Linked DNA regions of Homo sapiens: all the other regions are linked to region 1. Evidence: chromatin contacts called from ENCODE Hi-C or POLR2A ChIA-PET data. All regions are on one chromosome and are shown on one strand. The core of a region is the stretch at or near the end of the contact, and the rest is flanking DNA. Distances in the headings are between cores, read along the strand shown. Region 1 holds the start of WASHC2C (WASH complex subunit 2C). Region 2 holds the start of NCOA4 (nuclear receptor coactivator 4). Region 3 overlaps ALOX5 (arachidonate 5-lipoxygenase).

Region 1 (4,596 bases), core at 857-3,356:
CAAGCAATATAATCCACAATTTCAGGTATTCCCAGCAACCATCGCATCTCGCAAGTAAGATGTATTTTTTTTTAAAGTCTCAACTTCCAAAAAATCAATAATCCATTCTGTAAAATCAGATGTAAAACTATGACCGAGCCGGGCGCAGTGGCTCACGCCTGTAATCCCAGCACTTTGGGAGGCTGAGGCGGGCGGATCACGAGGTCAGGAGATCGAGACCATCCTGGCTAACACAGTGAAACCCTGTCTCTATTAAAAATACAAAAAATTAGCCAGGCGTGGTGGCGGGCTCTTGTAGTCACAGCTACTCGGGAGGCTGAGGCAGGAGAATGGCATGAACCTGGGAGGCGGACCTTGCAGTGAGCCGAGACTGCACTCCAGCCTGGGCGACAGAGAGAGACTCCGTCTCAAAAACAAACAAACAAACAAACAAACGACAACAAAAAAAACCAACTATGACCGACAGAAGACACCCAAACTTTTGTCGTGGTAACACAGTAAATGCTTTTACTAAAAGCTGCCAACATTTCTATCGTAAGGGGGCAGCTGGTTGTAACCTTAATGTCCATATTGGTCGGGATAGTAAGGTTCTTGTCTGTGTTGCGGGTAATTGTTACCGCAGGATTGTCCACGCCACTGATTGGATCGATTGTCACTTGGCCACCCCCATCTGCCGTCCCTGCCTCTGAACTGTCTGCTATCTTGCAACCGATTGTCTCTGTTTCTTTGGTTCCCACCAGCTCTGCTATTCCATTCCTCAACAATTGGAGAGGACTCAGGAGGGCGTTTCAAGTATTCCTGATACTCCTCGTCATCTTCTGTGAATCTACTAGCAAACATCTCTTCAAAATTTGGAACAGCTTTGGCAGTGTCAGTCATTCTGAAATTCCCAAAGATTTGAGGCAGCTGTATTGTTTAATGTTTAGGTTGTTTAAATCCGCCAAGGGCTGTGTCTATCTAGCTCGGGCCGAACCCCGCCAGCGAGACACTAAGAGACCGCAGGAGAGGTGGCCTCTGGCCCACCACACCGTGGAACTCCAGACCACCCCAGCTCTCCAATGTAGCGGAGACCCTTCCGCTAGCCATAGAAAATAACTTAAGTCACTTAAGCTGTACTTGGGGTAATCAGGTTATTTAATGAGGTGATAACTGAGGTGACTACAAAAGAAAAGTCTGGGATTGGGTGTGTGAGCAAGGTGCATGGGGACAGTGGTATGTTCTAGGTTGAAGGCTCACCCTAGGCCAAGCACCGTGGCACCTGTTTTACAATATCATAACTTTAATATCACATCCTTGCAAGATATGTAGCTTCGTTTTACTGAGGAAAGCTCAGAAAAGTTAAATAACTCGCCCTTGGGCACACATGACTGGAAAGAAATTGGGATTTTTATTTTAGTAAGTAAGTTGGTCAGGCACAAGGGCGACTCAGCAGAGGGAACTTCAAGGAAGTGTGAGACAACAGCTGGAGCCCTGAGCTGGGAGAGTGGAGGACGAATTATAAAGAGTTTTATGCCTGCCATAATGAGAAGCTTGTCCTTGAACTTGAGGGGAATGCTGAGAGTGCAAAGGACTTTAAGCAGGCCCTACACAGTGGCAGCCAAGCAGGTCATAAAGAGCAAGATGATGCCCAGGCAGATCAGGGATTCTCTTATCTACAGAGCGTCCGCCTACCAGCTCCTTCACAGCAGCGGATTTTGCTGCAAGAGAAGAGGCAGCAGGCCAGGCCTTTTCCTTCGCCCACAGCGCCTACGTCGAAGGCTCCCAGGCTGGTTGCTCCACTGGCTGCTTGAGGTCCCCTCTCTCCAGACCCGCCGAACTGGCGGCCGGTGCTTTGGCCGATCCCGCGCCGCTGCCTCGGGCCTTGGGCGGCAGCGCCCCCCGCCCAACCCGCCTCTGCAGCGTTCCTGGCGTCAGCCCCTATCCTCCAGCTTCCTCCGCCCCAACCTAGGGTAGAACCCCAAACTCCAGTCCCAGTCCACTTCCGCAGCTTCCTCCCCTCAGCATCGCAGGTCGGATCACGTGCGGGTTCTGTCACGTGACATCAGGTCACGTGAGGCCGGTCACGCCCCGGGCAGCTTGGCTGGGGCTAGGCTTCCGGGGCTCTGCGGTCCTCGGCCTGTGCTGGCAGCCTCGGAGCCCACCGAGCCGGGCGGCTGGGATGGTGAGGGCGGCGGGCCGGAGAGGGGCCGGCCTGGGCTGGGGCCGCCGTCCCTGCCGCCCTCAGGCTCAGCCTCTCTTCTCGTTTTTTTCGCTGCAGATGAACCGGACGACCCCCGACCAGGAGCTGGTGCCGGCGTCGGAGCCCGTGTGGGAGCGGCCGTGGTCGGTGGAGGAGATCCGCAGGAGCAGCCAGAGCTGGTCGCTGGCGGCCGACGCGGGCGTGAGAGGCGGGCCCCGGGGACGCGAGAGCGGCAGGGGTGACGCTTGGCTTGCGCGCAGGAGGGCCGGACCGCGACTGCCCCTGCACCTGGCCCGTCCCGTTGCCTGCCCTCTTAGGAACACACGCCCCGTTTAGCCCCCGAGAATGCCACCCTGGCAGTCCCCGGCCACCAGGGAGAGGGGCAGACCCTGACCGTGGCCCAGACGCGACGTTCCCTTCATGGGGTTTCTGGCTCAGCTCCATCCGGAGGGGAGATCCGTTTCCGCCACACTGAGGGATTGCTCGGGCACTAGGGAGGCGATTCCTGTTGGGACCTGGACTAAATGGGGTGGGAAACAAGCCAGTATGTGGATATCCTTTAATGGGATTCTTCAAATCGGGGGCCCAAAAAGCTCAGAACTGTTCGAGTCCCAAATGAATAGGATTTTTGAATAAGAGTGGTGGTTGATTAGCTAACCCTTGGTCTGTGATCTCTGTAGATTGACAACCAAAGAGGACTTTTAAAAGGAGACAGGGTTTTGCCCTGTCGCCCAGGCTGGAGTGCAAGTGGCTCGATCTTGGCTCACTGAATCCTCTGGGGTTCAGGTGATCCTCTCACCTCAGCGTCCTGAGTAGCTGGGACTATAGGCGTCCACCACACCTGTCTGATTTGTTTATTTATTTAATTTTAGTAGAGATGGGGGTCTTGCTATGTTGCCCAGACTGGTCTGCAACTCCTGGACTCTAGCGATAACCCTGCCTCAGCCTCCCAAAGTGTTGGATTACAAGCGTGAGCCACCATACCCAGTGCCAAAAAGGGATTTTAAATTTTTCCAGAAACGAGATAGGTGTCCATTAGCTCACTGCCACTCTTTTGATGAGCTTTCTTAGTGTTTTCCAATGTCACTTGGTTTTAGTACTTGTCAAACCAGCATTCCGGCCGGGCACAGTGGCTCACACCTGTAATCCTAGCACTTTGGGAGGCCGAGGTGGGCGAATCACGAGGTCAGGAGTTCGAGACCAGCCTGGCCAACATGGTGAAACCCCGTCTCTACTAAAAATACACAAAATTAGTTGGGCGTTGTGGCGGGCACCTGTAATTCCAGCTACTCGGGAGGCTGAGGCAGGAGAATCGCTTGAACGCGGGAGGTGCAGTGAGCCGAGATGGCGCCACTGTACTCCAGCCCAGGCAACAGAGTGAAACTCTCTCTCAAAAAAAAAAAAAAGCATTTCTTTCACATTCTAACACTCAAAGGTGAAAGGAAATGGGTTCTTTTTTGATGTGACATGCAGAATAGTTACATGTAACATTGATACTACTGTATGTTTATTTTTTAAAATAGCTACTACAGTTTCTACAGGAATTCTCACAGCAAACTATCTCTAGGACCCATGAAATCAAGAAACAAGTGGACGGACTAATCCGGGAAACCAAAGCCACAGATTGTCGCCTGCATAATGTCTTCAATGACTTCCTTATGCTCTCTAATACCCAGTTCATAGAGAATGTGAGTTATTTAGTTATATTATAATTCCTTTTTTGGGAGTAGGAGATATTGTAATTTTAAATAACTTACTGTTAGGTTCCCTCCTAAATTTTGGTGGAAGTGTGGTTCTTGGTAATTGTAGCTTTTTTCTCTGGGATTAACGCCTCTTTTTTATTTGTAAAGTTTTAAGTCCTTTTTTCCAAGCCTCTAAAAAAGTCTAATGATAAAATTTTCTTATACTTCAGTGCTTCCATCTTTTGTCGTTTTGAGAGTAGTCAGCAATTGTGCTGAATTGTGTGGCACTCACACTGCCTTTGTTGTGGCGTGATCTGTAAGGACAGCTGTTTACCTGGTTAGACCCTCTGGACACCAGCATATGGTTTCAGTTGTTGATTGGGGTCATTCTGTTCTGATAAATTATATTCAGGGGATATATATGTCTGCTTGCAATATTCTCAACTAAAGTTTATGATGGCCGAACTTACAATATGGAATCAACTGTAAACAGATTACTGAGCTTAAATCTATGTGTGATTTCTGTCTATTTACTGTTTCTTCTAGGTGGTAGGAATACATAGGTAAATTAGATAGAGCCTCTCCCTTGGCAAATAGTATAATTCCAGCATACAAAGGAAGTAAGTATGGCTGGAGCAGAGTGGAGACTTAAGAGATGAGGATGGAGAGGAAGCTTAGGTAACAGACCTGTGTTTCTCATAGGGTGTCCCAACTTTCTGAATATCAGCATTCATT
Region 2 (4,596 bases), core at 1,210-3,709, 300 kb after region 1:
TCACTTCCTTCAGGTGTCTGCTCAGAGGTCATCTTCTCATTGAGGCCATTCCTCACCATCTTTTATTTTTAAAAGTCTTGCCTCCAATCCCCCTTAATATGCTTTATTACTCTCCATAGTACTAACCACAGTCTGGCACGTAGCAACCATTTATTTTCTGATCTCCCTTCAGAAAACATACTAGAAGGTAAGTTCCACATGGCGGGGACTTTGTCTTTTTGTTCACTGTTGTATAGTAGGTGTTCAACAATTAATTACTGAGTAAATGAATTCAGTAAGTATTTACATCTAGTCTACTATGTGCCGAGCCTTTTTTTAAAAAACTCACTATCTCAATTAGCCCTCATTAAAGTGGCTATTATCATCACCATTAATTAAAAAAAAAAAAAAAGCAGACTTGACAAGGTTAAATATATTACCTACAGTCACAAACTCCCAAGTAGAAGAGCCAAGATTTAATCCCAGATCTGAGTCCAAAGTCCCTAACCACACCTGGTATGTTGAAGGAATCATTAAGTATTAAGGTATTATGTATTCATCCAACAACTATTTATTGAGTACCTAAACTGACACTACTGTGATAGTCCCTGAGAACACAATGGTGAGCTTGCCACCTAGAGGAGAACTCGTGTCATAGATTCACCAACCAAGCAGAAAATACTAATTCTTTGAAATAAGAGACTGAGTTCAAAGTCCATCAGCAGCAGCAATGACTGGCTCTGAATGCTAACACTATGTGAGGGAAAGTATTATAAAACACTAACTTAGGGACTCTCAACCGGGGGAGGGATATGTGTCAGGATATCCTATGGAGTTTTATGAAACCCCTACACCGGATCCTGAGATTCTGGCACAGCTATACTGATTTAATAAAAAAAAAAAAAAGGGGGGGGTGAGGGGTACTATGTAGTTCTAAAATATCTTCTCTCCCTTTGAGAAGGACATCTTCCTCCCCTTCCATAGCTCAACATGTTTTTCCATTTCCGAAATGCCTGTTTGCACAAAGGTAATAATGTAATTGTAGAGATTTATTTAGATAAAAACTACCACAAAACTTTCAAAGAGTAGGATTTTCCTTAGAGACCCAAGGACAAAGGCTCCCTGGAAGGCAGGAAAGGAGAAAATGAAAGGAACGTTATTGTGCTGGACTTTACATACATAATCTCATTTACTTATCTGAACAAATCTGCAAGCTAGCAAATCTTCAAATGAGAAAACCAAGTAAATTGCCTAAGCCACTGCATCCTTAGGGTAAGTCTTTCTCAAACGGTCTCAAGTACTTTAAAGTTTGGAAATGTCACACTAGGATCTCGGTATAAAAATGGGCCAACTATGACTTCCTGTGCCATCCTCATTCCAATAAGTAACTCAAGAGTCTCTATAAACTTAGTTCCAAATTACCAAGTGCGTGGTGGAAAGCTAAGTCCATCCAAAAGGCAATTACTGTGGTGAACCCGACCCTGATTAGAAAGTGACACAAAAAGGCACAGTTAAAAGTAAAAAAGCTCTGCCTTTGGGGTCAGATAAATTCAGCACTCTGACTTCTGTCATTCTACTTCTGCCATTCTTGATGGCATCATTCCATGTTAAATCCCGTGCCACGTAAGATTATGATTATTGTTTTCCCCACAACAAGAATTTAGTTCCATGAGAATTAGGTGTCCATTTTTTTCATTGCTATCCTCAACATCCTGAACATACAGGCACCAAATAAATGATTGCTGGTGGAATGAACCAATGAATGAGCAAGCCTTACTCTTCTCAGCTGTAAAACAGAGATAATCAAGCTACTTTTCGGGATTATTGGGAGAATTAAATGTGACAGTATGTGTTTGGCACACAGAGGGCCAAAAAAACCCAATATCTTCTTTGCATTTCCACCTGACAAGCTAGAAATGGATTATGTTCTGTGCCCGTCCGGCAAAACAGACCTCGCCTCGCCCCACATCCAAGCAAGAGGCGAGAGAAACAGGAAACTTGGAGCTGTCACACCTAAAGAGAGGGGAAGGCCGGCGGGGAGCAGGAGGTGTCCGAGCCGGGTGTGAGGAGGGTCGGGGAGGAAAGGACAGGCCCACGGCCGGGCACGAGGAGGGTCGGGGAGGAAAAGACAAGCCCGGGCCCGGCGTGTGGCGGGAAGGCGAGAACGTAGGCCCGGGCCCGGCGTGTGGCCGGAAGGGGAGAAGACAGGCCCGGGCCCGGCGGGCAGGCAGGAAGAGGTGCCCGGGCCTGGCGTGTGGAGGGGAGGGAAGGGAAGGAGAAGGCAGACCGGTCCCGGTGTCGGTCGGGTCGGGAAGGGGCGGACAAGCCCGGGCCCAGCGGGCCAGCGGTCATCGAGCCTCCACCCGGCCCACAGCGTTCTTACCAGGTCCGAGTGCCTCTCCAGGCGATCCGAGGAGACCTTGGGTGGACTGAGACACGGCCCCACACTAACCTACGGCCCAAAGGCAGAGTTCTCGCGACAACACAATCTTCCTCCCACACCTCTCGCCATACGTCTGACAGTCTCGCGAGATCTCCGCTCGGGTCAGCCAGAAGCCCTTGACTGCCCTCTAGGAGGCGCAGAGCGCAGGCGCACACTCCCTCCCCGCCCTTGCAGTGTCCTTTAGTCCTTCGTGAATAAATCGAAATTAAATGAAGCAAATGCTTTTTTGAAGGCAAATTTGGTGCCAAGGACCATCCTAAGTGATTCAGATGGCCTCACAAGGTAGATATTATTTAGTTTGAACATTCAGATGCAAAAATGAATATCGTAAGACACAAAAGGCCATATGTTGTATGATTCCACCTTTGCCACATTTGTTTTTCTAAGGATTGAGTTAATAGGCCGGGAGCAGTGGCTCACGCCTGTAATCCCAGCACGTTGGGGGCCGAGGCGGGCGAATCACGAGGTCGGAAGATGGAGAGCATCCTGGCTAACACGGTGAAACTCCTTCTCTACTAAAAATACAAAAAAATTAGCCAGGCGTGGTGGCTCGCGCGTATAGCCTCAGCTATTCGGGAGGCTGAGGCAGAACTGCCTGAACCTGGGAGGCAGAGGTTGCAGTGAGCCGAGATCGCTCCACTGCACTCCAGCCCGGGCGACAGAGCAAGACTCCGTCTCAAAAAAAAAAAAAAAAAAAATTGAGTAAATAAATAAATGGCAGAACCCAGATTCTTTTTTTCTTTTCTTTTTTCTTTGAGACAGGGTCTGACTCTGTCGCTCAGGCGCAGTGGCGCAATCTCGGCTTGCTGTAACCTCTGCCTCCTGTGTTCAAGCGATTCTCCTGCCTCAACCTGCTGAGTAGCTGGGATTACAGACATGCGCCATGATGCCCGGTTTTTAAATTTTTTTGTAGAGACAGGGTCTTGCTGTGTTACCCAGACTGGTCTCAAAGTCCTGGGCACAAGCGATCCTCCCACCTGATCTAGGATTACAAGCATGAGCCACCACGTCCAGCCTACAGCCCAGATTATAACCCACATTATTTACTTGTGACTAGATGTTAAATAGCACTTCTTTCTGTCTCAGTTTTGACAGAGGTCCTCCATACTCAGTTGCCAACTGCTTCCCCACATTCCGCAGCAAAGGAGGTGATCATAGCAGGGTTTTATGGATCTCATCCAAGAGTGACTCTGCTACAAGGGGCAAGGCAACCTCATTAGAAAACAATAGGAGACATAGATTACGATGCAGAAGCTAAGATAACAGTCATAGGCTGTGAGTGGAAGGGGAGCTGTGGAGAGAGAAGCCCACAAAAGTCCCATGAGGAAGTCAGCCTAGAACATGACCTCAGGCAGAAGGAGCCCTTAACTCTCCTGTCCCCCATTCCCTCTCAATTCAGATGCAGCCCCTGGAATGAGACTTTGTGTAACTCAAAATGTAACTCAGACCACTTTTTTAAATTATCTGAAGGTGAACAAGAAAGCTAAGGGACCTGTCTAGATTGCTCAACTGGCCCACATAGCATGTTTAAACAGATAGGGGACAGGGGAAAATAAAGCTCTTTATCAGTTGCCCACTGATTGTTCAACAGATGACTGTTTGCTCATTTCTGATCTGTCACGTACACACAGCTGAGTCCAAGCCCCAGGAGAACAGGGTTCTCTCCTGAAATCTCTCTGGTTCACTGCTGTATCCCCAGGTCTAGAGCACTGCCTGGCCCAGGTGCTCAGTACAGACCTGTTGAGTGAACAGATGTTCTTTAACACAGAAACAGTTAAAAGAGAATCAATGTTGTCGTTGTCTTAAGCCACTAAGTTTTCGGTGGTCTGTGTGTAGCAAGAGGTAGCTGATGCTGGGGCCTTGCACCCAGGCCACTCTCCATCTGCAAGGCAGAGCCCCTGGCCTTTAATTCCCCTCGGGCTGCATGTGGTCTTGGGGGCACTTTCTTCAGGCTTGTTCTAAGCTGTTTTACAGGCTTGTTCTAAGCTGTTTCTTGTTCTAAGCTGCTTTGACCTCAAGCAAACACAGAGGAATGTGGGGGACACATCATAGAAGACACTTCCTGATGAAGAGGAAGGAGGGATAAACAGGAACACCGTAAAGAAAAGAAGGGATCTAATTCCAGCTTGAAGACACACATTTTTTTCATCGTTCACCAGACAGCAGGACACGGG
Region 3 (4,596 bases), core at 1,488-3,987, 290 kb before region 1:
TTTATTTATTTATTTATTTATTTATTTATTTATTTGAGATGGAGTTTCGCACTGTCACCCAGGCTAGAGTGCAGTGGCGTGATCTCGGCTCACTGCAACCTCCACCTCCCAGGTTCAAGCAATTCTCCTGCCTCAGCCTCCCGAGTAGCTGGGATTACAGGCACCTGCCACCACGCCCAGCTAATTTTTTGTATTTTTAGTAGAGACGGCATTTCACCATGTTGGCCAGGCTGGTCTCGAACTCCTGACCTTGTGATTTGCCTGCCTCAGCCTCCCAAAGTGTTGGCATTACAGGCGTGAGCTACCGCACCCGGCCAACTATAAAGTTATTTTAAAGGATATACAATGAACTCTTAACAGTGATTTGATATTGGGGAGGAAACTGTAAAAATGTCAGTTCTACCAAATTCTATTATAAAAACTTAATGCACTTCCAAGTAAAATTTCAGCCAGAATTTTTTATCTTTCTTGGTGGGGGTGTGGTGGTGGTGAAGAGGAACTAAAAAGGAGAGAAAACAATTAAAAAATTGAAAGATTCATATGGAAAAAGAAATCTAGCATAGTCAAAAATTTTTTGAAAAAAATTAAAACCACATAGAGAGGCAGGGCAACCAAGTGAGACCTCATGTCTTAAAAAAAAAAAAAATTAATAGAAAAAATTAGGTATGGTGGCGCATGCCTGTAATCCCAACTGCTCAGGAGGCTGAGGTGGGAGGATGGCTTGAGTCCAGGAGTTTGAGGCTGCAGTGAGCCATGGTCGCTCCACTGCACTCCACACTGGGCAACAGAGTAAGACCCTATCTTTAAAAAAAAAAAAAAAAAGTAAAAGAAAACACAGAAGGAACACTTTCCTTGCTGGATTTGTAAGGTTACTGTTAAGCAGACACTGTGCTTGAAAACAGAGAGAATTGGGGGACAGTATAGAGTAAGATCCAGAAATGGACTCCCCCACAGAGGAATTCAGTGTATCACAATGGAGGTTTTTCAACTCAGTGAAAAAGGGATATTATTTTAATGATGCTATCACACTGCCTTTGCATGAGAAGAAAATTAAATTGGACTGCTCTGTCATGCCATTTACAAAAATAAATCTCATCATGTAGAGGAGTTGCTTAGAAGAAAAAGAAAAAATTCAGATGAAGTAAAAATTAAAATGAAAAAAGTAAACGAATTTAGAAAAACTAATTACGCAGACACTCAGAAGACTTTTAGAAGGAAAAGGAAACCAAGAAGTTATAAGGGGAAAGCTAAGCATATTTGATTATGTAATGTTTTAAAACTTGAGTGATAAACCATAAACAAAGCCAAAAAGCAAAACAGAGATTAGGGTGAGTAACCATAACAGAAGTGACAGCTAAGAGATGCCTATCTATGATACACAGGTAGCTCCTTTACATTGACGGGAAAATACCAATACTCCAGTGGAAAAATGAGCAGAGAATATGAATAGGCAATTCACAAAAGAAGAAATGTAAATGGGCAACCAGCATATGGAAAAACTCCTAACTTCACCTGTAGTTAGAGAAATGCAAATGAAAGTTAACAATGAGATATCATTTCTGACATGCCTGGTTGGAAAAACAAAGGGGTAACTCCCAGACACCAGCAAGGACGGAGCCCCATGCTCTGCTCATGAGTTGTTGCAGCCTGGCAGTGTTCACGGGATAACTGGTGGGCCTGGGCAGCCCAAGGTCAGAGCTTCGGCCAGCACCGGAGCAAGGTCAGAGCTTCGGCCAGCACCGGAGCAGATCCCACAGCGCCTGCTGTACCAGGTGCATGTTGCAGTGGGCGGTCAGAGGGTCCTGGGGTTGAGGCTGTCGTGGCGAGGACAGTTGTGTTACCGAGCTGGACTGGGATCTGCTTGCCCAGTGCAGCAAAACCAAACACTGAGATTGGGATATAATCTACGAGAACACAAGGCATTTATTGCGGGGACCAAAAAAGGAGAATTGGGCAGCTCACTCTTAAGACCGGAACTCCCTGATGGCTTGCAGGTAAGGGTTTTTAAAGGCAGAGTGAATTTCAGGAATTGCAGAAGTTAACAGGCAAAATCATTAATCAATACATGGAGGGTACACATTGGTTTTGGCCTAAAAGGGCGGGATATCTTGAAGTGGGGGTGGGCTTCCAGGTCATAGGTAGATTCAAAAATTTGTTGTTTTGAAATTGGTTAAGGAAGAGAAGTTTCATTTAAAAATTTGGGTTACCAGAAAGGAATGTTAGCTGTGGCTTGTGGGCGGGACTTCCCCCAGGCCCCCCAGGAAGAAATTTAGAACAAAGAGCCTGCTCAGAGTTCAGTCCTCAGTTCCGTCTTATCTGAGGTCTCTGTGCCAGTGGATCGGTTTGGTGGGGGTCTGGGTTTCTGAAAAACAACTCAGAGACACATGTTCAGGGGTTCTCTTTAGTTTCCAGAGGGAACCAAACAGCCCAGGACTCTGGCTTCCTTGGCTGTTGTTTTAGGCTGCTGTTACCCTCTTGTTTGTCAAGTTGCTCATTTATTTCTCAGGGCTAGCTAGGTGCCTGGAACTTCCCTTCAAGGAACTCGGGATTTTCCTTCATTTCCATGCCCTGTTGCGGGGCTGGGGGGCTACAGTGCCCTAAGAGGAGGCCCCTGCCCCGTCTCAATTGGAGGAGCACTGGAGGGGACTTTATTGTTTAAGTGTTCTGACAGCCAGTAGCACTGAACAGGTGTGCACCAGGAGAGTGAAACTGTCTGAGGAACAGTAGGGCAGGCACTGTCTACTCGAAAACATACCCAAACCCCCAAGGCTCAGCCTTCGCTAGCAGCCACTCAGCAGAAATGAAAGCACAAATGTGTGTGGGTAGCAACAGGAGCATAGTTTGTGATGGGGAAAAAAATTGAAAACAGTCTGAAGGCAGAAGAGGATTGAGTGAGTGAGCCCTTCCATGTCCTCACCATAAAATGTTGAGGCGTCTTTGAAAGGAATGCTTTGGTTCCCTTCCAGCTGACCTGGAGGGGTCTCCACAATGAGTTAACAGTGGAAAAACAAGACACAAGGGACCGATAAAGGATACATATCTGTCGTATACAAATAGCTCCTTCAAACTGCTAAGGCAATGGGCATGGTCTCACTTATGTAAAATGAATGCAAGGATGCAGCAGGCCTACTGTGCCAGCATGGGGACACAAGGACGCAGTGTCACCAGGTAGGAACACAGTGATGGCCCAGTGGGGGACAGGTGAGCAAAACAAAGAGACAGATGTTGATTATAATCATATTCAGTTGATGGAAAATTGGACAGATAAATGTGCACACATGCAAAGACCTATGAAAGGAGGCTCCCCAGAATTTGGTGGTTATCCCTGGGCGCTGGAAGATGAGATGATGTTTTCTTTCTCAGGCTCTCCTGTCATGACTCAGATTTCTTTTTACGATAAGCACATATTCTTTTCTAATCAGAAACGCAAAGCTACTTCCTTACCCAAAAAACAAATTTAAGAAACACAAATTGCTCAGGGCAAGTTCTGGCATCCCATGGCAGGCCAAAATCCTGGACAGGAGTGGGAGGATGTGAAGGATGGGTTGGGGAAGGCCCAGCTCAGTGGTACAAGAGCTCAAGGAGATGGGCAGGTGAGGCCCGGTCAGGCCGGGAGGTGAAGAGAAGCAGAAGGGAGAGTGATGGGCTGAAATAGGCAGAGCACTGGGCCCATCCTCATTCAGCTCTTTTTTTACTGGTCAGAACAGTTTTTTTTTTTTTAATATATAAAATTTTAGATTCAGGTACATGTGCAGGTTTGTTACATGGTTATATTGCATAATGCTGGGGTTAGGCTTCTATTGAACCCATCACTCAAATACTGAGCATAGTACCCAATACCCAGTTTTTCAACCCTTTCCTCCCTCCCTCCCCTTCCTGGAGTCCCCAGTGTCTTTTGTTCCCACTTTTATGCCCATGTGTACACAATGCTTAGCTCCCACTTATAAATAAGAACATGCAGTATTCGATTTTCTGTTTCTGGGTTAATTCACTTAAGATTATGGCTTAAGTGCCAATCCTAAGCTGCATCCATGTTGCTGCAAAGAACACGATTTCATTCTTTTTTATGGCTATGTAGTATTCCTTGGAGTACATGTATCACATTTTCTTTATCTGGTGCCACTATTGATGGGCACCTAGGTTGATTACATGATTTTGATATTGTGAACAGTGCTGCAATAAACATATGTGTGCCTATGTCCTTTTGGTAAAACAATTTCTTTTCCTTTGGGTAGGTACACAGTAATGGGGTTGTTGGGTCAACTGGTAATTCTATTTGCAGTTCTTTGCAAAATCTCCAAACTGCTTTCCACAGGGATGGAAGTAATTTACACTGCCACCAACAGTGTGTAAGCATTCCCTTTTGTCTGCATCCTGCCAACATCTGTCATTTTTTTACTTTTTAATAATAGCCATTCTGACTGGTATCCCTTTGTGGTTTTAATTTGCATTTCTCTGATGATTAGTGATGTTGGGCATTTTTTCATATGTTTGTTGGCCACTTGTATGTCTTCTTTTGAGAAGTGTCTGTTCCTGTCCTTTGCCCACTTTTTAATGGTGGTGTTTTTTCTTAAGTTCCTCATAGATTCTGGGTAT

What was found. Hi-C counts contacts between places; a loop is a spot of excess contacts on that map. ChIA-PET counts read pairs that join two places held with the same protein, here RNA polymerase II (POLR2A). Pooled maps may share reads with other maps.
Region 2: a pooled map shows a loop between it and region 1 (8-fold over the local background). The contact joins the promoter of NCOA4 here to the promoter of WASHC2C in region 1. A Hi-C loop is called at or near these places in 2 of 37 single-sample maps with no recorded cell type and 8 of 50 pooled maps. POLR2A ChIA-PET finds 5 or more read pairs at or near these places in 1 of 52 experiments (MCF 10A).
Region 3: a loop to region 1 is called in a pooled map, with 2.5 times the contacts of the local background. The contact joins the enhancer-like site here to the promoter of WASHC2C in region 1. A Hi-C loop is called at or near these places in 1 of 50 pooled maps. POLR2A ChIA-PET finds 5 or more read pairs at or near these places in 3 of 52 experiments (activated B cell, activated CD4-positive, alpha-beta memory T cell and naive thymus-derived CD4-positive, alpha-beta T cell).

What each region holds. Positions count from the first base shown.
Region 1 is chr10:45,725,160-45,729,755 of GRCh38, forward strand. It overlaps WASHC2C (WASH complex subunit 2C), which reads left to right and starts at 2,107. Exons shown (of 31, transcript NM_001330074.2): 1 at 2,107-2,161; 2 at 2,258-2,380; 3 at 3,703-3,867. The coding sequence starts at 2,159. LOC107984227 (RNA guanine-N7 methyltransferase activating subunit-like) reads right to left here and starts at 2,023. Exons shown (of 1, transcript NR_199876.1): 1 at 1-2,023. RefSeq lists enhancers at 1,333-2,078, 2,079-2,823 and a silencer at 1,798-1,847.
Region 2 is chr10:46,028,164-46,032,759 of GRCh38, forward strand. It overlaps NCOA4 (nuclear receptor coactivator 4), which reads right to left and starts at 2,460. Exons shown (of 10, transcript NM_001145263.2): 1 at 2,363-2,460. It overlaps LOC105378287 (a long non-coding RNA gene), which reads left to right and starts at 2,612. Exons shown (of 3, transcript XR_945923.4): 1 at 2,612-2,704; 2 at 4,426-4,596. RefSeq lists a silencer at 1,986-2,075 and an enhancer at 2,436-2,505.
Region 3 is chr10:45,431,556-45,436,151 of GRCh38, forward strand. The region is part of intron 7 of ALOX5 (arachidonate 5-lipoxygenase); the gene reads left to right. Among named protein-coding and RNA genes, the nearest start is that of ALOX5, 60 kb to the left of the region's middle. RefSeq lists enhancers at 1,211-1,750, 1,751-2,289. Within about 2 kb of position 2,738, at least 3 of the 41 ENCODE cell types and tissues checked have a DNase peak (open chromatin) inside an H3K27ac peak, as active enhancers do.